Linked DNA regions of Homo sapiens: region 2 is linked to region 1. The links are chromatin contacts, found by Hi-C or POLR2A ChIA-PET in ENCODE. All regions are on one chromosome and are shown on one strand. Each heading gives the region's core, a stretch centred on a gene start or an enhancer-like site at or near the end of the contact. The rest is flanking DNA. Distances are from core to core; before and after follow the strand shown.

The links. A loop is a pair of places that touch in the nucleus more often than their neighbours do. ChIA-PET counts read pairs that join two places held with the same protein, here RNA polymerase II (POLR2A). Pooled maps may share reads with other maps.
Region 2: a loop to region 1 is called in a map of chondrocyte, with 3 times the contacts of the local background. The contact joins two enhancer-like sites. A Hi-C loop is called at or near these places in 10 of 168 maps with a recorded cell type or tissue (Caco-2, PC-9, aorta and 7 more) and 8 of 50 pooled maps. POLR2A ChIA-PET finds 5 or more read pairs at or near these places in 10 of 52 experiments (AG04450, BJ, HCT116 and 7 more).

Annotation. Positions count from the first base shown.
Region 1 is chr1:8,113,899-8,119,743 of GRCh38, forward strand. The region is part of intron 2 of ERRFI1-DT (ERRFI1 divergent transcript); the gene reads left to right. Among named protein-coding and RNA genes, the nearest start is that of ERRFI1-DT, 90 kb to the left of the region's middle. RefSeq lists an enhancer at 1,696-2,196. Within about 2 kb of position 3,198, at least 23 of the 41 ENCODE cell types and tissues checked have a DNase peak (open chromatin) inside an H3K27ac peak, as active enhancers do; they include PC-9, ascending aorta, endothelial cell of umbilical vein and 1 more, where a contact is called at or near this core.
Region 2 is chr1:8,059,348-8,065,192 of GRCh38, forward strand. The region is part of intron 2 of ERRFI1-DT (ERRFI1 divergent transcript); the gene reads left to right. Among named protein-coding and RNA genes, the nearest start is that of ERRFI1-DT, 36 kb to the left of the region's middle. Within about 2 kb of position 2,849, at least 17 of the 41 ENCODE cell types and tissues checked have a DNase peak (open chromatin) inside an H3K27ac peak, as active enhancers do; they include PC-9, ascending aorta, endothelial cell of umbilical vein and 1 more, where a contact is called at or near this core.

The DNA of each region.
Region 1 (5,845 bases), core at 1,948-4,447:
CTGGGCTCATTCTTGTTGGCAAAATTCAGTCCTTTGTATTACAAGACTGAGGTCCCCTTTCCTTGCTGCCTGTCAGCTGGGGACTGTTCTCAGCACCCAGAAGCCGCCCACATCCCTACCACGCGGCCCGTTCAGGCCAGCAGGGGTGCACAGAATCCTCCCGTGCCGCCCCGACTGCCTGTTCTGTGACCATCTGGAGAAAACTGTCTGCCTTGAAAGGGCTCATGTCACTAGGTCAGGCCCACTGAGTATTTTCTCTATTTTCATGTCAACTGATTTGGGACCTTAATTACATTGCAGCTCCTTTTCACAGCAGTACCTAGATTCACGTTTGGTTGGATAACTGGAAGACGGTATGTGTATATCAGGGGCCTGGAAATTTGGTGGGGCGGGTTACATCTTAGATTTCTGCCAAGCACACTGAGATTACAGTTGTGTGTGTGTGTATTTTAAGATGACTCTACACTGACTTTTGGGGGGAAATATTTAAAAAATAATTTAAAAATTGAATAAGTTACCAAATAAAAAGCGCATGTAGCCGGGCACGGTGGCTCACGCCTGTGATCCTAGCACTTTGGGAGGCCGAGATGGGTGGATCACCTGAGGTCAGGGGTTTGAGACCAGCCTGGCCAATATGGCAAAACGCTGTCTCTTCTAAAAATACAGGCATTGGCCAGGCATGGTGGCACATGCCTGTGATCCCAGCTACTCAGGAGGCTGAGGCAGGAGAATCGCTTGAACCTAGGAGTTGGAGGTTGCAGTGAGCCCAGATGAGATCATGCTACTGCACTCCAGCCTGGGCAACACAGCGAGACTCTTGTCTCCAAAAAAAAAAAAAAAAAAGAGCACATATAGACCACAGAGTATTTTTAGGGCAGTGAAGACACTCTGTATGATACTATAATCAGTGGATTTATGTCAATATGCATTTGTCCAAATTCATAGAACATATAACACCAAGAATGAAACTAATGTGAACTGTGGACTTTACTTAATAGTGCTGATTGGCTCAGCAATTGTAACGAACATGCCACACTCATGCAAAGTGTTAATAACAGGGGAACTGAGTTGGGGCATATGGGAATTCTGTACTTTTGGCTCTGCTTTTCCTGTACACCTAAAACTATTAAAAAAATAATAAAGTCTACTAGTTAATTAAAAAATCAAGGCTGGGTGCAGTGGCTCACACCTGTAGTCCCAGCACCTTGGGAGACCAAGGCAGGTAGATTGTGTGAGCCCAGGGCAGCACAGCAAGACCCCATCTCTATAAAAAATTTAAACATTAGCTGGGCATGGTGGTGAGCCCTTGTAATTTCAGCTACTCAAGAGGCGAAGGCGCAAAGATAGCTTGAGCCTAGGAGTTTGAGGCTGCAATGAGCTATGCACACGCCGCTGCACTCCAGCCTGGGCAACAGAGTGAGACCCTGCCTCAAAAAAAAAAAAAAATTCAAACAGCACAGAACTAGTATATGATGTGAACATCTTAGGCCATTATTGGGCACCGAAGAGGCTTTGGGTTGCATTTCTTCACTCATCAGCATGGGTAAATCATTGCAGAGCTTGAGTGTGGACACCACCAGGGGAAACAAGGTTGGGAGTAGCAAGGAATATGGGAAACAGAGACAGTGAATGGGACCTGATAGTGAATAGAGCCGGCTCAGCCGGCCTCCCGGCCTGACAGTGAATAGGCTGGCTCAGTTGGCCTCTGGGCCTGACACAGTCTATGTGTCTTAATTTTTTTCAGTAGCCCCAGTGTTCAGAGCTTGCTGGCTGTGATGTCACACTTTCCTTGATGATGGGATTGCAGTCATCCTCGCGCCTACCTGCCTGGCTGCAGGAAGCTCTATTCACTTCTAGGCTGTTCTCCCCAGGGCCACTTCCTTGTCTGCAAATCCATGTGAGCCAGCCCTTGTGCTCTGATTCCAGACTTCACCTCCTGGATTCCTGCAGGCTACCTCTGCTGCTTCCCAGACCTTTCCCTCCCATCCCTCTCGGGGTGAGCTCTGACCAGGCAGTAACTTTCAGCAGGACACCGCTGCACGCTTTGGAATCACAGAAGGCAATGACACCACAGAATGTAACACTGGATGCCAGACGCGCCTGCCTGTGAGTCCCAAGGCCTGAGTCTCTTTGGAGAGTCGGTTCCCCACTGGTGCCTCTGTGCATGCCATGGCCGGCCACATGTGGGACGATACAGATGACACGTGTGTCACACCAAGGCAGGATCAGAAGAATGTTTGAGATTTCAGAAAAAAAATTCAAGAAGTCATTATGGGAAGACCAGAACTTTGAGGGGTCAGAGTTGTTGGCGCTTAACCTCTTAAATTTTAGTTTACGATATTAAAAACTTAGAGGGCGGGTGAAGTGGCTCATGCCTATAATCCCACACTTTGGGAGGCTGAGGCAGGCGGATCACTTGAGGCCAGGATTTCAAGACCAGCCTGGCCAACATGGCGAAACCCCGTCTCTACTAAAAATACAAAAAATTCGCCAGGCGTGGTGGCGCACATCTGTAGTCTCAGGAGGTGAGGCACGAGAATCACCTGTGGGAGGCAGAGGTTGCAGTGAGCCAAGATCGCGCCACTGCACTCCAGCCTGGGTGCCAGAGTCAAGATTCTGTCTCAAAAAACAAAAACTTAGAGATTCCTTGTTTCTCTTTTAAAAAGTCAGATGGTGTCGTGACAGTGTGCATTGGCACCAGGTGTCTGGCGCTGGGCAGGGCTGTCTTTTCGGGCAGATGTGCTCTTTTGAGCTCACCAAGGCCCCTCCACGCCCCACAACCTGGATGATGACACCATCTCATTTTTTAGGCTTCATATTAAGGGCATTGGGTGTTCCCAATTAGCAGGTTGCGCTGGTGGCCAAAAGTATTTCTCAATCACGTAGAGTTTTTCTGGGACCTTCCTTGTTCATGGCTGAGTAAAAACAGGCCCTACCATCTAATCATTTAGACTCTCCTTTTGTGCCCTTTCTGCCCCAGGGTCTTGGAATGTGAAATTCCTTGAACAGCCATAAAAACCATAAAGTTGAAACTTTTCAATATCAATAGAACAATCAGAAAGGTGCCTTTTCTGGGTCTGTTTTAGAGTTGACTCAAAAACACAAATTCTAATCCCGCAGAGAACTGCTTGTGTTGAAATATTTACAGAAGGTCAGGGGTTTCTCCTCCCGCCTGGAGCAGAGAAGTGAAGCTGTGGGCCGTGGTTGAGCGAGGCTGGCCTCTCAAGCCTTGTTTATTCTGGAAATAACTTTGGAAAATGCCTCATATGGTTCCCCAGAGGCCTGGAGGTGGGCCTGTACAGTTCACGACAAACGAAAACAAACCATTCCTCTGCAATGTTTAGCAGAATTTATTAAAAAGATCTTTTTTAGAACTTCTAGACAGAGCTGATGGACTAGAAATGAACTTGCAAGTGTGAGGAAGTCACTCCACGGAGTGACACACACGCAAAATAAATAAATAAATAAATAAATAAATAAATATATAGTTCACCCAACTTTGTAACTGATTTAGATGGTGGAAATTTTGTAAAGTCCACCGCAGCACAGCAGTTTGAAAGAGACACTTGTTTGTTTTCATCAATCCCCAGAATGAAATCATTCCCCGAGGACCGGGTTAGCTGCTTCCTTCCCGGCATGGCCCTGCCTCTTTAAACTCATTCCCGGGGGGGACGAGACTGTTGCCTGATGCAGCAGGGGCAGCCAGCAGAAGCACTCCTGGCTGCTGGATGAAGAAACCTTTACATCCCAGGATCCCCCTCTGAGATCAATGAACAGATGGGTTTTCACAACAAGCTCTGTCTCAAGGCAAGCCTTATGTACGTTACCGACCGTGGCCGTGATGTCCAGCCTGCAGCATCTTTTTTTTTTTTTTTTTTTTTTTTCTGAGACGGAGTCTTGCTCTGTCACCCAGGCTGGAGTGCAGTGGCGCGATCTCGGCTCACTGCAACCTCCACCTGCCGGGTTCAAGCGATTCTCCAACCTCAGCCTCCTGAGTAGCTGGGACTACAGGCACCCGCCACCATGCCCGGCTAATTTTTTGAATTTTTAGTAGAGACAGGTTTGCACCATGTTGGCCAGGATGGTCTTGATCTCCTGACCTTGTGATCCACCTGCCTCAGCCTCCCAAAGTGCTGGGATTACAGGCATGAGCCACCCGCCTGGCTGCATCTTTTGCATTCCTAGACACCTGACTCATGGAGCATTTATGAGGGCCTGGTTGCCTCTGAGGGTCTCATGCTTTTTGTCAGCCTCTCTCTCTGCCATTACTCTGATAAATCTCCCCCCTCTGCCGCTCTGTTCTCCTGAAGGGACCAGTTCTAGGACCTGGTGTAGGGTCTGTGGGACCCAAAGTTCACCAATGAGTTCTTCCTTGAGATTTTTTAAGCAGGACCTCGGAGAGAAAATCCACGTTCCTCCACACTCTTGGAATTTTTAGGGCGTGGGCCTGGCGGCTGTTGATAGACAGGGCTCCTGCGGAGGAAAGCCTCTAAGAAGCCTCAAACCCCAGCAGTCCAGCTGAGACCATTGTGTTGTCCCAGTGTGTGACAGTGAGGGGACACTCAGGACACACAGAGTCGTGGTGGAGCGAAGCTTCTGGGCCCGCACCCTCCTCATGTGAACACTATGTCTGCCTTTCCTGCAGTGTGCTCACCTGGGCCTGCACGGAGCTCTTCTCGCCTAAGCTGGTTTGAATTCAGTTGGCATCACTTACAATGAAAAGGGTCTTAAAGATAAATATGCACATCAGTGAAATGCTCCTTTATGGTCTAAAAAAGAAGGTCAAACTTTCATGTTGATAAGAATTATTTGAAATTTGAGGCCGGGTGCGGTGGCTCACAGCTGTAATCTCAGCACTTTGGGAGGCCGAGGCGGGTGGCTCACCTGAAGTCAGGAGTTCAAGACCAGCCTTGCCAACCTGGGGAAACCCCATCTCCACTAAAAAATATAAAAATTAGCCGGGCATGGTGGCACATGCCTGTAATCCCAGCTACTCAGGAGGCTGAGGCAGGAGAATCGCTTGAACCCAGGTGCTGGAGGTTGTGGTGAGCCAAGATTGCGTCACTGCACTCCAGCTTGGGCAACAGAGCGAGCCTCTGTCTCAAAAAAAAAAAAAAGAAAGAAAAGAAATTTGAATGTGTACATCTAGCCAATGATGGGAAAAATCTAAAAAAAATTAAATACAAAGTGCACATCTTTGGTCTGGCTGCAGATTTATTCATTGCAGCTTTTAAAAAGTTTACATTCTTTTCCAAGTATAAAACCCTTTTTAAAAAAATGTTGTAACGATATTATTGTGACAAGTGTTGGCATTTATTGAGTGTTTACTATGTGCCAGGCACTACTTTATATTTGCATTGGCTCTTTTCATCCTCACAGAAACCTGTGAGTCCCTACTGTTATCTCCCTCTTTTTGTAGATGTGGAGACTGAGGCACAGAAAGGAAAGGTTAAACGGTTTCTCCCGAGTTACACGGCTAGTAAGTGGCAGAGGTGGGACTTGAACCCAAGTGCCTCTGCAAAGTTCAGGGACTGGGCTTTGAATATAGAAATATTTAGTAAGTATTGAAAACCATTAAATTTATTTCACTATGACAATCTTATTTATGACCGAATTATCCATTTTTAATTTTTATTTGTTTATTTTTGAGATGGAGTCTCACTCGGTTGCCCAGGCTGGAGTGCAGTGGCACGATCTCAGTTCACTGCAACCTCTGCCTCCCAGGTTCAAGCAATTCTCCTGCCTCAGCCTCTCGGGTAGCTGGGACTACAGGCAAGCACCACCAGACCCAGGCAATTTTTGTATTTTTAGTAGAGATGGGGTTTCACCATGTTGGCCAGGCTGG
Region 2 (5,845 bases), core at 1,599-4,098, 55 kb before region 1:
TTTCTTTTTTGTTTTTTTTTTTTCTTTTTTTGAGACAGGGTCTTGTTCTGTCGCCCAGGCTGGAGTGCTGTGGTGCAATCACAGCTCACTGCAGCCTTAACTTCCCAGGGTCATGCAATCCTTCCACCTCAGCCTTCTGAGTAGCTGGGACCACAGGAATGTGCCACCACGCCCGGCTAATTTTTAAATTTCTTTTTGTAAAGATAGGGTCTCACTGTATTGCTCGGGTTGGTCTTGAACTCCTGGGCTCAAGTGATCCTCCCACCTCGGCCTGCCAAAGTACTAAGAGGCGTGAGCCACCGTGCCCGGCCCAGACCTGGTCTTTCTGTCCTGACTTCTTGTTAAGTGATGACAATGTGCTCCTTTTTCATTCTGCCACAGTAGGTGGGTTTCTTTTATTATTATTATTATTTTCTTTGTAGAGACAGGGGTCTTGCTTTGTTGCTCAGGCTGGTCTCAAACTCCTGGCTTCAGACAATCCTACCTCAACCTCCCAGAGTGTTGGGATTACAAGTGTGAGACCCTGCCTCTGGTCGAGGAGATGGGTTTCTATTCCGTGCAGTTATACACAATTTCTAATTAATACAGCTTAATTGAGAAGGTGAGATTTGATCAGGGCTTTGAAGGATGTGAGTAGCAACTAACTGCGAGAAGGGGGCCAATGAAACAGTAATTCCTAGAGGCTCTGTTCAGACTTAGGGCTTTTGAATATCAGGGGTTCATCATCTGAGCTGCTGAATTAGACTAGGACTTCTTAAATACTTCTAAAATTGGTCTTGGGAATGAACCTGCAAGAAGAAAAAAGCCTAATAAAAATAGTAATAGTAGCAGTAGTAGCAGTACTAGTAATAGCTGGCTGGGCGTAGTGGCTTACACCTGGAATCCCAACACTTTGGGAGGTCGAGGCTGGAGGATCACTTGAGCCCAGGAATTCAAGGTCAACCTGGGGCCAGGTGCAGTGGCTCATGCCTGTAATCCCAGCACTTTGGGAGGCCGAGGCGAGTGGATCACCTTAGGTCAGGAGTTTGAGACCAGCTTGGCCAACATGATGAAATCCTGTCTCTACTAAAAGTACAAAAAGTTAGCCAGGCTTGGTGGTGGGCACCTGTAATCCCAGCTGCTTGGGAGGCTGAGGCAGAAGAATTGCTTGAACCCGGAAGGCGGAGGTTGCAGTGAGCTGAAATGGCGCCATTGCACTCCAGCCTGAGCAACTCAAAAGAGTGAGACTCTGTCTCAAAAAAAATAAAAAATAAAAAATAAACCTGGGCAACATAACAAGACCCTGTCTCTACAAAAAATAAAAATAAAAAAATTAGCCGGGCATGGTGGTGTGTGCCTGTGGTTCCAGCTACTCAGGAGGCTGAGCTGGGAGGATCACTTGAGCCTGGGAAGCCTAGGCTGCAGTAAGCCACGATCGCACCACTGCACTGCAGCCTGGGTAACAGAGCAAGACCCTGTCTCCGAATAATAATAATAATGGCAGGGCGTGGTGGCTCACACCTGTAATCCCAGCATTTTGGGAGGCCAAGGTGGGCGGATCACCTGAGGTCAGGAGTTCCAGACCAGCCTGGACAACATGGTGAAACCTTGTCTCTACTAAAAATACAGAAATTAGCCTGGTGTTGTGGTGCTCACCTGTAATCCCAGCTGCATGGGAGGCTGAGGCAGGAGAATCGCTTGAACCCAGGAGGCGGATGCTGCAGTGAGCCTAGATTGTACCACTGCACTCCAGCCTAGGCAACAGAGCGAGGCTCTGTCTCAATAATAATAATAATAATAATAATAATAATAATAATAACACTTCCAATGTAATAGGCTTTGTTCTAAAGGACTTACATGCGTTGCCTCCTTCAGTCCTCACAGCTACTCTTTGATGAAGGGTAGTTCCCACCTTATGGCTGAGGAAATAGAAGCAAAGAGAGGTCAAGCAACTTGCCCCAGGCTACACAGCTAGGAAATGGATGAGCCAGGATCTGAACCCAGGCAGTATGGCCTGAGCCTGAGCTCATTAGTTCATGCCAGGCAGGGTTTGACCAAAACCTTGGACTCACTCCTGTCTGCTTTCCTTCAGTGACTAAGAGGATTCCTGAGATGGATGTGCAAACATGAAGTGTTTACTTTCCTCCATGGGAATGTACTTCTGGCTTCCACTCCTCAGCTGCTGCTGCTAAGCCAGTGAGATAGATGGTGGTTTGGAAACACCCTCATGTGTGTTTCTTCTTTTTGTTGTTTTTGGGATCCTTACTGAAATAATTTTCCCCTCATTTTATGAAATATAGAGGTTCTTGCTGTATCTTATACCCCACCCCAAATTCTACTGATTTGTACTGAGCTGTGATAAAAATAATGATACCAAGTACATGCAGGGTTTCTTCCAGCCTCTAGGACCTGGCTTTGTCTTCCACTGCTCCTTCTGGGATGCTCCTCTGAGAACCAAAATCCGACCCTTTACATCCAGATCAGGACAAACTCACAGAGTAGTTTGCGAACTACTAGTTTAGAACTAGTTCGGAATCTGCTTGTTACGGTTTGTGACAAGAGGAACGCAGAAATCGAAAGTAAATAAGGGTAAGAGACTTTTTAGCAATTGAGCATTTGTCCCCAACACCCAAGCATATGATCAGGGAATTAGTCTTGACGGGGCATGGACCCCTTTGGATGCTGTTGAACTTGTGATGAGTTGCATGCTGCGTGAGCTGTGTTAAAGTCATGGGCAATAGGACTGATTTTTGGTTCCTGAAGGGGTGGAAATTAAAACAAAACAAAATAAAACCAAACCAAACAAAGTAAAACGAAAGAAGTGACCCTTTATCACAGAAAGTTTGTGAGTCACTGCTCTAACCCATATCACATTTTGCCACTTGTGAATCACCATAGTATTTCAGTCTACATCACATAATCTAGGACTGGACTATACAGGTTTATTATTGTTTTTTTGAGACGGAGTCTCACTCTGTGGCCCAGGCTGAAGTACAGTGGCGCCATCTTGGCTCACTGCAATCTCTGCCTCCCACCTCCTGGGTTCAAGTGATTCTCCTGCCTCAGCCTCTTGAGTAGTTGGGATTACAGGCACGCGCCTGGCTAATTTTTTTGTATTTTTAGTAGAGACAGGGTTTCACCATGTTGGCCACGCTGGTCTCAAACTACTGGCCTCAAGTGAACCACCCGCCTCGGCCACCCAAAGTGCACTGGGATTACAGGTGTGAGCCACTGTACCCAGCCTGGACCATACAGTTTTTATTTATGATTTATTTATTTTTATTTCATAGAGATGGGGTCTTGCTATGTTGCTCAGGCTGGTCTCAAACTCCTGTCCTCAAGTGACCCTCTCTCCTGAGCCGCCCAGAGTGCTGGGACCTCAGGCGTGTGCCACCATGCCTATCTATTTTTTTAAGTTTTTTTTTTTTTTTTTTTTTTTTTGTAGAGACAGGGTCTCACTCTGTTGCCCAGGCTGGTCTCCAACTCGTGGGCTCAAGTGATCCTCGTGTCTCAGCCTCCCAAAGTGCTGGGATTATAGGCATGAGCCACTGTGCCTGGCTCAGAGATACGTTTTTAAAACCTCGTTCTAGTTGCTTCATTTATGGAAGTCTCACCTTCTTGTTTGTATTCAGGACCCATGAGTTGGCACTCAAGGATTTTTGCTTCTATTTTTGTTATGATTCAAATCAAGAGATGAGATAGGAGCCAAGGCAAATATCTCTACAAAAAAATACAAAAATTGGCGGGGCATGGTGGCTGACGCCTGTGATCCCAGCTACTTGGGAGGCAGAGGTGGGAGGATTGCTTGAGCCCAGGAAGTCAAGGCTGCAGGGAGCCATGAGGGCACCACTGCATTCCAGCCTGTCTCAAAAAAAAAAAAAAAAAAAAAGTAGGGTTGGACAGAAAGCAGAGTCAGCTTTGCCTCACTTGGTGGTAAAAAGAAAAAAGAAAGTCTCGAAACATTTATTTATTTATTAGAAATGCAAAGCCAACGAAGAATCTTCAGGCAAACGATTGTAGTGACTGTTTATTGGAGGTTATTGTGTGCCAGGCATTGTGCATTTACATATATTATTTCATTTAACCTTTATACCATAATCTTTTAAAAGTAGGTATAATTATCACCATTTTGCAGATGAAGAAAATGAGGTGTCAGAGAGGTTAGGTAACTGGCCCAAGGTCACACAGCTACTAAATGGTGGCAGTCTGTCTGACTTGGAAGCCTGTGTGCTTTTGCTTATTCCCATTATTGCTTGATGACACCAATTGCTGCTAAAAGGGAATGTTACTGGATTTAAAGGATATGTGTACTCTGTCATTTTTCTAAAACAGCCTTCTTTGGCATTGTTTCAGGGTCTTATATTTCCATTAAAGCCTTCCCTTTAGATACTTAGCTTTTACTTCAGAGGATGGTGCGGGAGTTACAGCTTGGGCTAGGCTATCCTGCAAATTGCAATTCCAGCTTTTCCTTTCCATCTCTTGGGAGAAGACAGAGACAAAGCCTTCTTCTTTGGCTTTAATTAGGCTGTAATTCAGCCTCATCACCGGGGAGGTCGGGACCTGCAGCTTTAGGAGAGATCTGCGTCCTGTCTTTGAGGACAGCAGATTTGCTTCGGGACTCTGGAGTGCTGTCAGCACTGTGACCAGGATGGGGTTTTCAGAGGCTGCTTTCTGGTTCTTTAAGGCTAATTTTTAAATTTCATTATTATTGTTTTTTTAGTGCTTTAGTAGTTTTCAAAGGCTTTTATTGTTTAATTGAAAAATATGTTTATTAGTTCATATTTTTTATTTTTTAGACAGAGTCTTGCTCTGTCACCCAGGCTGGAGTGCAGTGGTGCAATCTCGGCTCACTGCAATCTCCGCCGCGGGGGTTCAAGTTATTCGTTGCCTCAGCCTCCCGAGTAGCTGGGACTACCGGTGCCCGCCACCACACCCAGCTAAATTTTGTATTTTTAGTAGAGACAGGGTTTTGCTGTGTTGGCCAGGCTGGTCTCGAACTCCTGACCTCAAGTGATCCACCTGCCTCTGCCTCCCAAAGTGCTGGGATTACAGGCGTGAGCCACTGTACCCGGCCAATTAGTTCATAATTTAATCAGCTTTGAACATTATTCAAACAATTTGCGATCCCGAATTAGAATTCAATTGCAGTTTATATAAGATGAAGGTACATTTAATAAAGGAACATTTATCTACTAATATACTTAACTTGGTTGTTGAATTATCCTCAGAACATAAATTTATAATAGTATTCCTTTAAATGTACCGTATTTTTTAAAACCGAATTGACTACTTTAAGGATGCAGGTATAGCTAAAAAGTCATTTAGAACTTTTTAAACAGTACTTTGAGTTGCCGTTTTATAATTTTTTTTATACATAAAACATAACTGAATTTATGGCTGGTATTTGCATTTCTAAATCAGAATATCAGATCTATACTTGAAAAACCTTTTTTAAAAAACTGTTTTAAAAAACAAGATTCCAGGCCGGGCACAGTGGCTCACGCCTTGTAATCCCAGCAGTTTGGGAGGCCAAGGTGGGTGGATCACTTGAGGTCTGGAGTTCCAGACCAGCCTGGCCAACAAGGTGAAACCCTATCTCTACTGAAAATACAAAACTTACCTGGTTGTGGTGGTGGGCGCCTGTAATTCCAGCTTCCCGGGAAGCTGAGGCAGGGGAATTGCTTGAGCCCAAGAGGCAGAAGTTGCAGTGAGCTGAGATCACACCACTGCACTCCAGCCTGGGTGACAGAGTGATACTCCATCTCAAAAAACAAAACAAAACAAACAAAAAACAAGATTCAAGAATTGCCTACATTCAATATGAGTTCTTCGACATGATTCAATTTCAATGATTATGCAAAGGCAT